Regions from separate parts of the Homo sapiens genome. Here region 1 is linked to region 2. A link is a contact called in ENCODE Hi-C or POLR2A ChIA-PET data. All regions are on one chromosome and are shown on one strand. Each heading gives the region's core, a stretch centred on a gene start or an enhancer-like site at or near the end of the contact. The rest is flanking DNA. Distances are from core to core; before and after follow the strand shown. Region 1 overlaps CPEB4 (cytoplasmic polyadenylation element binding protein 4). Region 2 holds the start of LINC01484 (long intergenic non-protein coding RNA 1484).

Region 1 (6,477 bases), core at 1,987-4,486, 210 kb before region 2:
TAAAAAATGAAGTATATGAAGATCTCTCAGTAATAAAAGTACAAAAAGCTACTCTTTGCAATATGAAAAATTGAGGTATTGCATAAAGAGATATCCCGTCAGTGAAAAGTGTGCCTAAAAATGTTCACTGTTGGAAAAACAAGATATACAAAAGTAGTGCATAACAAATATACATTATGTGCATGACAAAATAAGTTAGCTACAAAAACACTGTACCGAAATTCAGCAGGTCATGTACAAAGGGAAAAATTATTATTCAAAGCTAGTTCTCAAACAGTGTTATTTCTTGTTAACTCATCACACCTGTTTACTGAGTAGGAACAGCACGATAGCACACCCCAAGCCACCTACAAGCATTTAAAAGAGTAAAAAGAGGCAAATGAACATTCCAATTAGAATCATGTAGTTCAGGAGAAAAGAAAAAAAAGTCCCTGACCAGCTACACAAGAGCACCCTCCATTCGCATGACTGCTTTCAGTATTTGCAGGGAATTCTTTAAAAGCAGCTCCCTTTCTATGTTTGAATATTAGACAGCAAATGCCTCCATTTTGACCTTTGGAACTTAACAGGTATAGTTCATTAAAGCCTGTATTAAAAGTAAAGGGCTGCTTTTCCTAAAGATCATCCATAGGGGTCATAAGCCAGGTGGTTCCACAGCAGTGCTGGGGCAAGTCTTTGGTTTTGAAGGATCCAAGATGGTACTGTTAGGTAGCGCAACTAGCAAGATTGCCATTCGATCATATTATTTCATGTTTTGCCCACTGATAATAAACCTTTTAATGATGGATAGGGCATTTAATAAGAGAATGTCAATTAAAATAAAAGTTACTTCCATGACTAGGGCTTCAAGAGACTATTTTAAATTTACCCCTGAAGCATACTGTTCAACACATAACGCCTTTCAAAGCTAGAATTTTATTTATAATAAAGCATGCATTACTTGATGAAGTTGGCACTTCAAACACTGACTATGTCCCATGCTAAATTCGGAAACTGTAATGTTATTTTAGTTTATAGGAAGAGTAAGATAAACATACGTACCTTTGCACAGATTTACACAGTTACTTAGTTCAACAGTGCAAAACACTTTGCAACTACTTCACTTTTTTTAACTGTTTTTTCATTTTCTATGTTACAACTAAATTACAGGATACCCAAAGTAACTTTAAATCTAAAAGTAAGCCAATCAGCAGCCAAATTATATATTGGTTTTGTCTTCCAGTTTTGGCTACAAGTGTACTGTAACACAAAATCAAAAATGATATCCTTGAGGTATCTCTAGATCTGTTGTTGTTTTTTAACGTCAAAATGGAGAGCAAAGGCTGACATCTGATGAGTATTAGTAAATTAGGATATAGAGTTTATATATAAACATCAAAAATAACATTTATACATTTATTCTTCAGGAGAGGAAATGCTAGGTTTCCCACCAGTTGTCATTAATTCTAGCTTTGGTAGGTTTCCTGGGGCTTTGACCAGATAAGTAAGTTAAATAAATAAGTGCACTCCCCTCAGTAGTAAATTTACCCAATTTTTACATTCTGAATTTTAAAAATTGTTTAAGAGAAAATAAACCTAGCTCTGCCTACTTTACTATTTTTTTTTTATTTTTTCTGATGTGGTGGTAACTTTTTGAGGGATAATGAAATTATGTTCAGCCTCAAAACCCTGAAAATTAATTATAATGCTGCTCAGTCTTGCTTATGCATTTGTTTGCTCTAACATGCTCTTTCCATTAAAAATTGTTAACTTCCTCCATTGCTGTTAAAAAAATTAAAAAGGGATGGAAAAAAGAGAGAGACAAAAAAGATGAAAAAAAAAAAAAAAAGAAAGGAAAAGGCAAAAGCACTTCCCTGGGGGAAAAACTGTCAGATAGACCGATAGTGTTATTGTTGCATGGTTATTTTAATAAAAGTATTCTTATATGTTATATTATTAACAATAATTTAATTAAAAACCCAAAATACTCTATTGTTTCATTTCTCTTTTAATATTTCTCTCTCTCCTCTAAGAAAATGTTGCAGGAAGTTTGGATCCTCTTGGTTTCCAGCAAAACAAGAGAATAAAACTTCCATGCAACCCGATGGCAATACGAAAAAGGAGTTCATATTGTTTGCAGTGACACAAGAATCTACAAAACACCTATATTATAGGTCATTCTTTTCATTATACTATAGTTAAGTTACAGACTGCTACAAAAGGACATGCCAGCGTGAAGAGGTTGAGGAAGGGGTCAGAATGAACAGAAGAGTGCACTTATTCTGAGGCCTGAAAATGAGCACTGCAGTTATCCTTTAGTTCCAGCGGAATGAAATATGCCGAGGGCGGTCACCGCCTTCCTTCACCAGGGGCTTGTGGAATTCCCTGCCAGCACGAGAATGGATAGCAGCCCAGCAATATTCACAGTAATACTGCAGACAGGTAACATTAGCACAGAAAAATGGAGCAAATTTCCCCCCACAACGGGCCCCCTGACATTCATCACACAGCTGATCATCCAAGACATATGGCTTAACTTCCACCTGCAATCAAAAATAAGAGTTTACATTTTTCAGTGACTAGGCCAGCAATGCTTACCATACATGTACATTTCCACCCACTATCTGAATGAATCTGTTCCAAGGTGCCCAAAGAGGAAGGACTAATTATTCATTTACTGAAATATGGATAGTTCATCTTTTAAGAACCTAGTAAGGCTTTTATTATCTATCATTTTACATTTTTTTCTTATTAAATAAACATCCTTTAAAGGAAAAAGGATTTGAGCAGACATCATGAAGTGAAGCCAACTGTTTAGACTAGAATGTTATGAGATTAAACCCACAGGAGATTATTCATAGACATAAACCCTCATTTTAATTAGTGGATCTGGATTTTTGTCATATGTGGAATCATAATTTAAACAAAATCAACTAAGATGATCCAAGTTCCACACAACTGCACTTCAATATTCAAGTTGGTGTGAAGATGCCTGACTACTGCGTCACAAGATTCTGAGCTGTCGTAAAAAGCCTGGCTCGTGGTTTCTATTTATAGTGTACACATGTTGGGTTATAATCACAAACCTGGAACTCTGTTAAAAAAAAAAAAAAAGATGCAGCCATAGGATTCACAGTCTAAAACCCTGCTTTGTTCTTTCTCAGTAAGAATGGTTCACCTGAGTCTAAAAGTCAGAGGTGAATTTCTAAAACTGGGCCTGTTCCAGCGTTCTATCGGCCAACCTGTCATGTGAACCTTTCAAGCATTAACAGTCACCTGGTTATTAATTCATCAGCTAGAAAAGAGCTGGTTATTTTTAGTCTGGAGAGATTCATGGCTGAAACTCCCTTACAGCAGGCTGTCACCAGCACTGGTGCCACCCAGCTCTGACAAGGAATCCTGACCAAGATTAGCCATGAACAAAAGGAGAAGAACATGCAGTGAGTCATGATTGTGATTCTGTGCTCCAGCCTGGGTGACAGAGTGAGACCCTCCCTCTAAAAAAAATTTTTTAACTAAAAAAATAAAAGTACAAAAGGAGAAGAAGAGTGTCACGAAGCCCAGGAAGAGCAGGCATAAGGAGAGCACTGGGCTTCTGGCCTCTAGGCTGCTCCATAATGTCTACAGAGTGACATGAACACTGGGCAAAGGATTTCATTGCAGAGGAACACAAATTCAGTCTGAATTTCTAATGACCAATCCCACAGCTCTGAAACTTATGTTGGAATAAGGCAGTGAGATGTAGGTATTTTTTAGTGTGCATAAAAAACCAAGTAGGCCAGGCATGGTGGGTGGCTCATGCCTGTAATCCCAGCACTTTGAGGGGGTGAGGCAGGTGGATCCCTTGAGGTCAGGAGTTTGAAACTGGCCTGACCAACACGGTGAAACCCTGTCTCCACTAAAAATACAAACATTTGTTGGGCATGGTGGTATATGCCTGTAATTCCACCTACTCGGGAGGCTAAGGCAGGAGAATCACTTGAACCCGGGAGGCAGAGGTTGGAGTGAGCTGAGACTGTACCACTGCACTCCAGCCTGGGTGACGGAGAGAGACTCCATCTCAAACAAACAAAGTAGGCATGTTAACATACTAATCTTGTCCCTCCCCCATGCTTAGAATAGAACAGATACTTTTCTCTTTAATAGATTCACAGTTTGTAGGATGACCACCACTATCTTAAATTTTTTTACTGCCAGTGAAGTAGACTGTACATGACATGAAACATAAAAAGCAAAAACTGCTACTGACTTGATGATTTTTACATCTTGAATTGAGAACAACACGATAAAATCAATCTATTTTAGCACAATGCCTCAGAGTGATGGATATCAAAGTCAGCATGCATGAAAGTGCCAGTGTGCCATGAAATAAAAAGGTGACCCCAAAATATAAATCAATATATTGCTTCCCTCATCAATAAAGGCTTTCTATGAAAAAAAAATCGCCAGCTGGACCAAACATTGTGCCCAGTAATGTGGTTGATTACACATTCTGGTCTAAATTCCTATCTCACTACAAACTAAGTTTACAGACTGGAGGTCAGTCCACAGGCCACACTCTGAGTAGTACTGGCAAGTGATACAGTTCTATCTGCTAGGAAATAAACTCATGAGGACAGGAACTTCTTGCCCTAAGCACTAAAACGTTTGTTGAATACATGAAACACCAAGCTAAGGAATAAATCGGTGAGAGGTGGCGGCTGTGGAAAAAGAAAAAAAAAAAAAAGAAATCTGTGAGTACAATTCATTGAGAAATAGGGCTTGCTGAGGTCTTCCCTATGTCCCAGGATTAAAAAACAAACAAAAAAAAGGGCAGGAAACCTCAAGGGCATTCCTGTTTGTATACTTGATATAACACAGAACAAAGGATTCAGTAAATATTTATTGAATGACTTACAAACTAAGTGAATGAATGGACGGATGGATTGAGATTGAATGGAAGTTAGAGAAGATTAAATTAACTCAAGTAAATTGTAGTGTTCTGATTAGGCTACTCAAAAAACTGAAAGATAAAAGAAATTCATAGGACATTATTTCATGTATTATAGACCATAATTAACTCTATAGGCAAAATTGTCAGCTGTCACTTTATTGTCATAAAATGCTCCCGTTCTAATATTGGTAATCACACATTTAGAGGACCATTTCTAGAATTTTCCAAAATGTAGTATAAGGCTTACCCGTTTATCTATCTCTCCATGCTGCAGCTGAACAAAGCGGGCACTGATAGCAGCTATGTAACTCTGTTGATTAGAGAACGCAACTCTCCCAGCTCCTTTTGGGTATTTTAGCTCAGGGTCGGTATCAATCCCAGCGTAGCACACACCTCCATATAGCCGATCCATTATCATCGCAAGCTCCACTAATTAAGAAAGGAACAAGGAGGATATTTAAAATCAGGAAAATTCATCTGGCTCACCAACCGTTTCATCAAAAGCAATTCATCTGTACTCTGAGCTCACATCATTATAATAATTATTAAAATGAAACATTACTACAACCAGTCATCCATTGTGTTAAGCCTTAATCTTTTAATTGTGGGCAAGGGGTTGCTAGGTGTTTTCTAGTATGTTCTCTTTATTCTTCTCACAACTATATGAAGTAGGTAGTAATTTCCTGAGGAAATTGAGGTGCTGAAAGGGTGATCCATCTGTCCAAGGTCACAGGTCATTAAGTGATAGTACTCCCATGTTTGCCTGCTCTGTGCCATGTTGCTGCCATAGATTTACCAGTTAATAATGTATTGATTAATGTAATAATTACTTGAACACTAGAAAACTAACTGGTAGACTCTTTGTGGGCCCTCCTGGCTTATTTCCATCAAAACTCTTTCCCCACAGTCAGTTCACCAATTTTTCATTTAAAAAAACCTTGAAATAATGACTGCATTTTCTTCTTTATGAAGTGTTAAAATCGTGCAGCTACATTCCTGTTCATGTTATGTCTTTTTATCTCATGTATATTATTAAACCTCAAATTACTTGAAGTTAGGAATTTAATTTGTTCTGTAAGTACTACCCTAAAAATCTGATGCATTGCTGGGAAGTCTATTATATCCCAGAGCTCAGTCAGTCGCTGTTGAGCAAATGAGGATGTGGGAAACAAATACTGACAATCTCAATACAGAATCTATTCTTGAAGGACTTTTTTTCTTTTCAGACAATGATGAGCGTAATAATTAGCATTATGCAACACTAGACTAAGTACTTTGCACTGGTCGTCTAATTCAACCCTCAAAATAACACTAGGAAATACTTTTTCTGGTGTTATTTCATCCTAGGGATGAAACGCTTTTCATCCCTACTTGACAGATGGGGAAACTGGGAATTAGAAAAGTCATGGAATTTGTCCAAGGTCACTTAACTATTAGAACACATGAATTCAAACCCAGATATTTTGATTCTAGAACTCTCACTCTTGGATATTAACTCCAATTCTTAGGAAAAATTTATCCTGAAGATCTTCATATTTCTTGCGCTATAGGGTAGAGAGTTTGTC
Region 2 (5,579 bases), core at 1,469-3,968:
ACTGCAAAAAACCCAAGTGAGGTACAAGGCATAGACCCTCCAAAGAGTGACAGAACTCACAGGAAAAAAACACAAGGTCAATGGCAATTAGGTCAATGATAATTAAAACACAAGGTCAGTGGTAAACACAATGTGAGTGGTGATTAATTCATTCTGAGGCTCCTGTAAATTGCCTGCAGGGAGGCTGTGCTACTGGCCACCTGCAGACAGTACCCCAGCCCCCACCTGAGGCTGTGGGAATGCCTTGTAGTCAACAAAGCGAGAGTGACCCCCAACCACTGAGGATTGCCTGGGTAGGGTATTCCATGGCGTGAGCCACATGACTTCTCAGAGGTCCCCAGCAGGCTGGAGCCCAGCTAGCCTTGGCAATTACCTGTCCATCACACACCATCCCATGGTTTTACTCTGTTCCCTGTGTCACTTCCCTAGTCTCTCACCAAGATGCCTGGGGTCACCTTCCAAATAAAAACCTTGCCCCAAATCATTGTCTCAGTGTCTGCTTCCTGAGGGACCTAAACTAAAACACTACCCACTGTAAAAGGCGGTACAGAGAAGGCTCTCCATAAGGGGTAATCACTGTTATCATGTTACTAATAGCAACAGTAATAACGAGCATCATAATGATGAAATAACTGAGACCCCAAGAGGGAGGGTCTCTTGCCCTAGTTCACTTCAGAAGGTAGATGGCATAGGGGTTTCTAATCTAGTCTGTCTGACTTCAACATCTGTGAGATCCCACACACCCACACACCTATGCACTCTGAGTTGAAATGCCTGCTGCAGATTCCCAGGGCTCCCAAGGAGCTGCTCTTGGGGGTTAGATGATAAGGATGGCTGGAGTAATCCCAGAGAGCTTCCTGGAGGAGTTGGCATGGAGTCTCAAGAGAAGAACACAGATTCTGGAGTCAGGCTCAGATTTGTGATTGGGTTCTATGTCCCTGAGCAAGTCACTTTAACTACTTGGAGCCTCAGTAATCCCATTGGAAATGGGAATAATGGGGCCCAGCTCACACAATTGTTATGAAGAGTAAATGTATTGGTGAAGAGAACAGGTTTTAGACTGAGAGAGCTCTGAGTTGGGATCCCGGTACTGTCACTGACAAGCTTAGAAAAGTCTTTTTTTTTTTTTTTTTTTTTTGAGATGGACTCTCACTCTCTCGCCCAGGCTGGAGCACAGCGGCACGATCTCGGCTCACTACAAGCTCTGCCTCCTGGGTTCACACCATTCTCCTGCCTCAGCCTCCCAAGAAGCTGGGACTACAGGCGCCCGCCACCACGCTGGGCTAATTTTTTGTATTTTTAGTAGAGACAAGGTTTCACCATGTTGACCAGGATGGTCTCAATCTCCTGACCTGGTGATCCGCCTGCCTCGGCCTCCCAAAGTGCTGGGATTACAGGCATTAGCCACCGCACCCCGCCTAGAAAATACTCTTAATCACTCTAAGCCAAAGTTCTTTCATTTGTAAAATGGAAATAATATTAGTTCCTACCAGTAGAATTATAGTGAGAATTAAATAAGATAGCACATGTAAATCCCTTAACATGGTGTATGAAATACAGTCAATGCTCACTAAATGTTTGGTACTTTTCATCAAGATGTTAGCGGCAATGGAGTAAATTGTACAAACTATTTTGGATATAATGTGGCACATCAAATTAAAACTGAACACACCTATGGCCCAGTGATTCCACTTTTAGGGGTTTATCCTATGGATATATCAAGATACATGTGTGAGAATGCTGACTGGAATACTGTTTGTAACAGCAAAACACTGGAAACAACTCAACTGCCTCAGTAGTGAGGGAACTGGTTACATCAATGGCAGCAATACCCACAAAGAAATGCCACGTAGTTGTCAAAGGAGAAATGCAGATTCATGAGTGGGATGTACAGAAAGATGTCCAAGGTATACTGATAAGTAAAAAGGCAAGTGATAAAAGAGGTGTATATATTAACCTGTCTCTTTAAAACTTTTTTTTTGAGACAAGCTCTCACTCTGTCACCCAGGCTGGAGTGCAGTAGCTCAGTCACAGTTCACTGCAACCTCCTCCTCCCAGGCTCAAGTCATCCTCCCAAGCAGCTGGGACTACAGGTGTCTACCACCACACTTTACTAGTTTTTTGTATTTTTAGTAGAGATAGGGTTTCACCATGTTGCTGAGGCGGGTCTCAAACTCCTGGGCTCAAAGAGATCCTGTAATCCCACAGTGCTGGGATTACAGGGGTGAGCCACTGAGCCTGGCCTTGTCTTTTTGTTGTCGTTGTTTGGTTTTGTTTTTTAAAGGCATACACATGTGCTTAGAAGTATTCTAAAAATATTCTCAAGGAAGTGTGAACCCAAAGTATCTGAGACAGTCTTAATCAGTTTAGAAAGTTTACTTTGCCAAGGTTAAGGACGCACCCATGACATAGCCTCAGGAGGTCCTGAGGCCAAAAATTGTTTGGCCCCAAGGTAGTTGAGATACAGCTTGCTTTTATATGTTTTAGGAAGACATGAAACATCAATCAATATGTGTAAGATGTACATTGGTTTGGTCCAGAAAGGTGGAGGGGGTGGTTTCCAGGTCATAGGTAGACAAGAGACAAATAGTCGCATTCTTTTGAGTCTTTAATCAGCCTTTCACTGAATACACAATTTACATGCGGTGGTGGGGGGCGGGGGCGTAGAAGAATAGTCACTTATGCCTTAGTCTGGCTCAGTGAATCAGCATTTTTACATAAACAATAGGGCAGAGGAAGCAATCGGATAGGCATTTGCTTCAGGTGAGCAGAGGGATGACTTTCTGTCCCACATCTGTGAAGATCAGCTGTTGGTTTACATTGCCAGGGTGAAATTCAACAGAACTAATTTAGGGTGAAGATCTTGAGGCCCACAAGGAATTTCCTTGTGGGAAAATTGTGAGGAAGGTAAGTAGCTTTTAAAAATCTTTGTAGCTATCTTCTTCAGGAAGGAAATGGGTGGTGGGTTTGCCCAACATGGTTTCCAGCTTGACTTTTCCCTTTGGCCTAGTGATTTTGGGGTCCCAAGATTTATTTCCCTTTCACAAAATGATTAACAGTGATTATTCTAGAGCAGTGGTTTTGCAGGGGCGATTTTTGCCTCCTACGGGACATTTGGCAATGTCTGGAGTCATTTTCTTGGTTGTCACGGGGCGGGGAGGGGGGTGCCACTGGCATTGAGTGGCTAGAGGCCAGGAATGCTTCTAAACATTCTACAGTGCACAGGTCAGCCCACGACAAAAAAAAGAAAAAAGTTTGGCCCAAGATGTCAATAGTGCTGAGGCTGAGGAATCGCTGAGAGGTTTAAGAGGTTGAGCGCTCTCAAATGTGGGGAAGAAGACTTATTTTTCATATAATGCTTCTCTGATGCTTGCATTACATTAATAGCAACAGCTACAAAATCTGCCCACTCTTAGCTATGAGCTAATGCGTGTAAGATGCCAGCATATAGTAGGTGCTCACAAGGTGTTCCTTTCTTGCTGCGCTCTGGCTTTCACATCTGCAGAAATGGGTGTGCCAACACCTGCTCTGGGGGTGGCTGCAAGGCTCATTTTAGGCTACAGTTCAGGCCCTGACCACCTGGCTCTGGGTGCAGCTGTTAAAAGCGTCACCAACCTGCCCGGGGGCAGCTTCCCATATCCCTTCCTCTGCCACTGGTTATTCTGCTGAAGTTCAAGGGCCCCCAGCTGCTTCTCAAAGCAGGAACACTTCTGCAAAACACATCCTGAATTTGAATAGCCATGTTGCTGTGTCTCTGACAGACAGGGCTGCCAGATAAAATTCAGGACATCCAGTTAAATGTCTCATGCAATATTTGGTATATACTTATACTAAAGAATTATTCATTATCTGGAATTCAAATTAAATTGAATCCATATGTATATAGCTGTTGTTGTTGCTGTTTTAATCTGGCAGCTCTACTGTCCAAGCAAGGTAGAGATGAACTGTGTGCTCTTTTCCAAGGAGCTAATCTCATCAGATAGAGATTTTGCTTTTGTTCCATCAAAAGTCTTGCTCACTTACCAAGGGAGCTTGGATCCTGCTGGGAGACTAAGATGGTCACTGCCTCTGACAATTTCGTAAAAATCTCAGGCTCCTGGGGCTTATTCAGGCAAGTTGGGAGGGACGTTTCTGAAACACGTTTGGCCCGGTCATTACGGAGGAGGAGGGATTGAGAGCAGAAAGCAGAAGCGAATGGAATTCAGGCCTCAGGATGCCTCCCCGGCATAGGCCCCATCAGAAGCCCTATTGTATGTTTGTAAGTTCAGAGGCTCCTTCTTAAAGAGGCGCTACACACTGTATGAGCCCCAGGGTCCACCAAGTCTGGGGTCTGGTCCTGGCTGAGAGGGCAGTGCACTGAAGCTGTTTATCCAGTACCTGCTACGTGCCCAGCCATGAGCACACTCCTGGGCCAGCATCCTGGGCTAGGGCTCACTGTGGGTATTCTACAAAGGGGGAAACCAAGGCTCGGAGTGGTGGAGTAACTCCCCCAATGCCACCCAGCTGGGAAGTGGCAGAAAAAAAAAAAAAAAGGATTTGAACCTGGGTTGAGTTTCCTCTTTGCTGGGAACAGCACCTCAGGGCCCTGGTTCCTTGGGGCCGGTTGAAAGGAGAGAGTTGCCTCCCTGAGGGTCTCTGCTGGGTGTAAGCACTGCAGGAAGGGGCTGTCTCCTTAGGGGAAGTTAGGGCCCTAGCCAGGGCCAGAGCAGGAGTAGGTTCTGGGAGGACAACTGAAAGTTTCAGAATTATGCTCAACATCTAAAAATATCAAGCACCGATTTCATGGCAGGCAAAGTTGCTAAGAGACTTCACAAGCATCATCTCATTTAACCTCCCGGCAACCTTGTGACAGTTTGATCATGTGCTGCGTTTTGCAGATGAGAGAACTGAGGCCCAAAGAAATGCTGCATGTACCCAAAAGCACCCGGTGGGTAAGGAGAACAAGGATTTGAAGCCAGGCCTTCTGAGAGAGGGGAGGCAGGAGAGAGGCAGCACTGGACTCCCACGCGGGGCAGTTCGGGGACTGTTGGATTAGTCTCCTGTTACTGCTGTAAAAGATTACTATAAGCTTAGTGGCTGAAAACAACACAAATTTATTACCTTCCAGTTCTGAAGGTCAGAAGTCCAAAATAGGTCTCACTGGGCTAAAACCAGTGTGTCAGCAGGATTGCATTCCTCCTGGAGGCTTTAGGGGAGAAGCCATAGCTTTGTTTTTCCCAGTTTCTAGAAGCCACCTATATACCCTGGTTCACGACCCTTCCCTCCACTCCAAAGCCAGCAGCATAACATCTTCCAGACTCTCTCTGACTCACTTTCGGCCTCCCGTCTCCATTTTTTAAGGACCCTAGCGATTACCCTGGGCTCAGCCAAATAATGCAGAATAATCTCTCCATCATGAGATCCTTGACTTCATATCTTAAAGTCTCTTTTGCTATGTAAGGCAACATAGTCACAGATTGTGTGGATTGGGACATGGATGGCTTTGGAGGGGCCATTGTTCTGGCTATCACAGTGCTGCCTTGGCCTTCGTTGGGCTTTGCCTCTGTTCTGGGAGTGAGGGGTGAAGTCATAGAGCTGGA

What was found. A loop is a pair of places that touch in the nucleus more often than their neighbours do. ChIA-PET counts read pairs that join two places held with the same protein, here RNA polymerase II (POLR2A). Pooled maps may share reads with other maps.
Region 1: a loop to region 2 is called in a map with no recorded cell type, with 4 times the contacts of the local background. The contact joins the enhancer-like site here to the promoter of LINC01484 in region 2. A Hi-C loop is called at or near these places in 2 of 168 maps with a recorded cell type or tissue (both gastrocnemius medialis), 1 of 37 single-sample maps with no recorded cell type and 2 of 50 pooled maps. POLR2A ChIA-PET finds 5 or more read pairs at or near these places in 2 of 52 experiments (H1 and WTC11).

Annotation. Positions count from the first base shown.
Region 1 is chr5:173,951,955-173,958,431 of GRCh38, reverse strand. It overlaps CPEB4 (cytoplasmic polyadenylation element binding protein 4), which reads right to left. Exons shown (of 10, transcript NM_030627.4): 9 at 5,160-5,341; 10 at 1-2,522. The coding sequence ends at 2,295. Among named protein-coding and RNA genes, the nearest start is that of C5orf47, 34 kb to the left of the region's middle. Within about 2 kb of position 3,236, at least 6 of the 41 ENCODE cell types and tissues checked have a DNase peak (open chromatin) inside an H3K27ac peak, as active enhancers do; they include gastrocnemius medialis, where a contact is called at or near this core.
Region 2 is chr5:173,743,348-173,748,926 of GRCh38, reverse strand. LINC01484 (long intergenic non-protein coding RNA 1484) reads left to right here and starts at 2,718. Exons shown (of 3, transcript NR_108027.1): 1 at 2,718-2,907. RefSeq lists enhancers at 4,596-4,765, 4,896-4,945.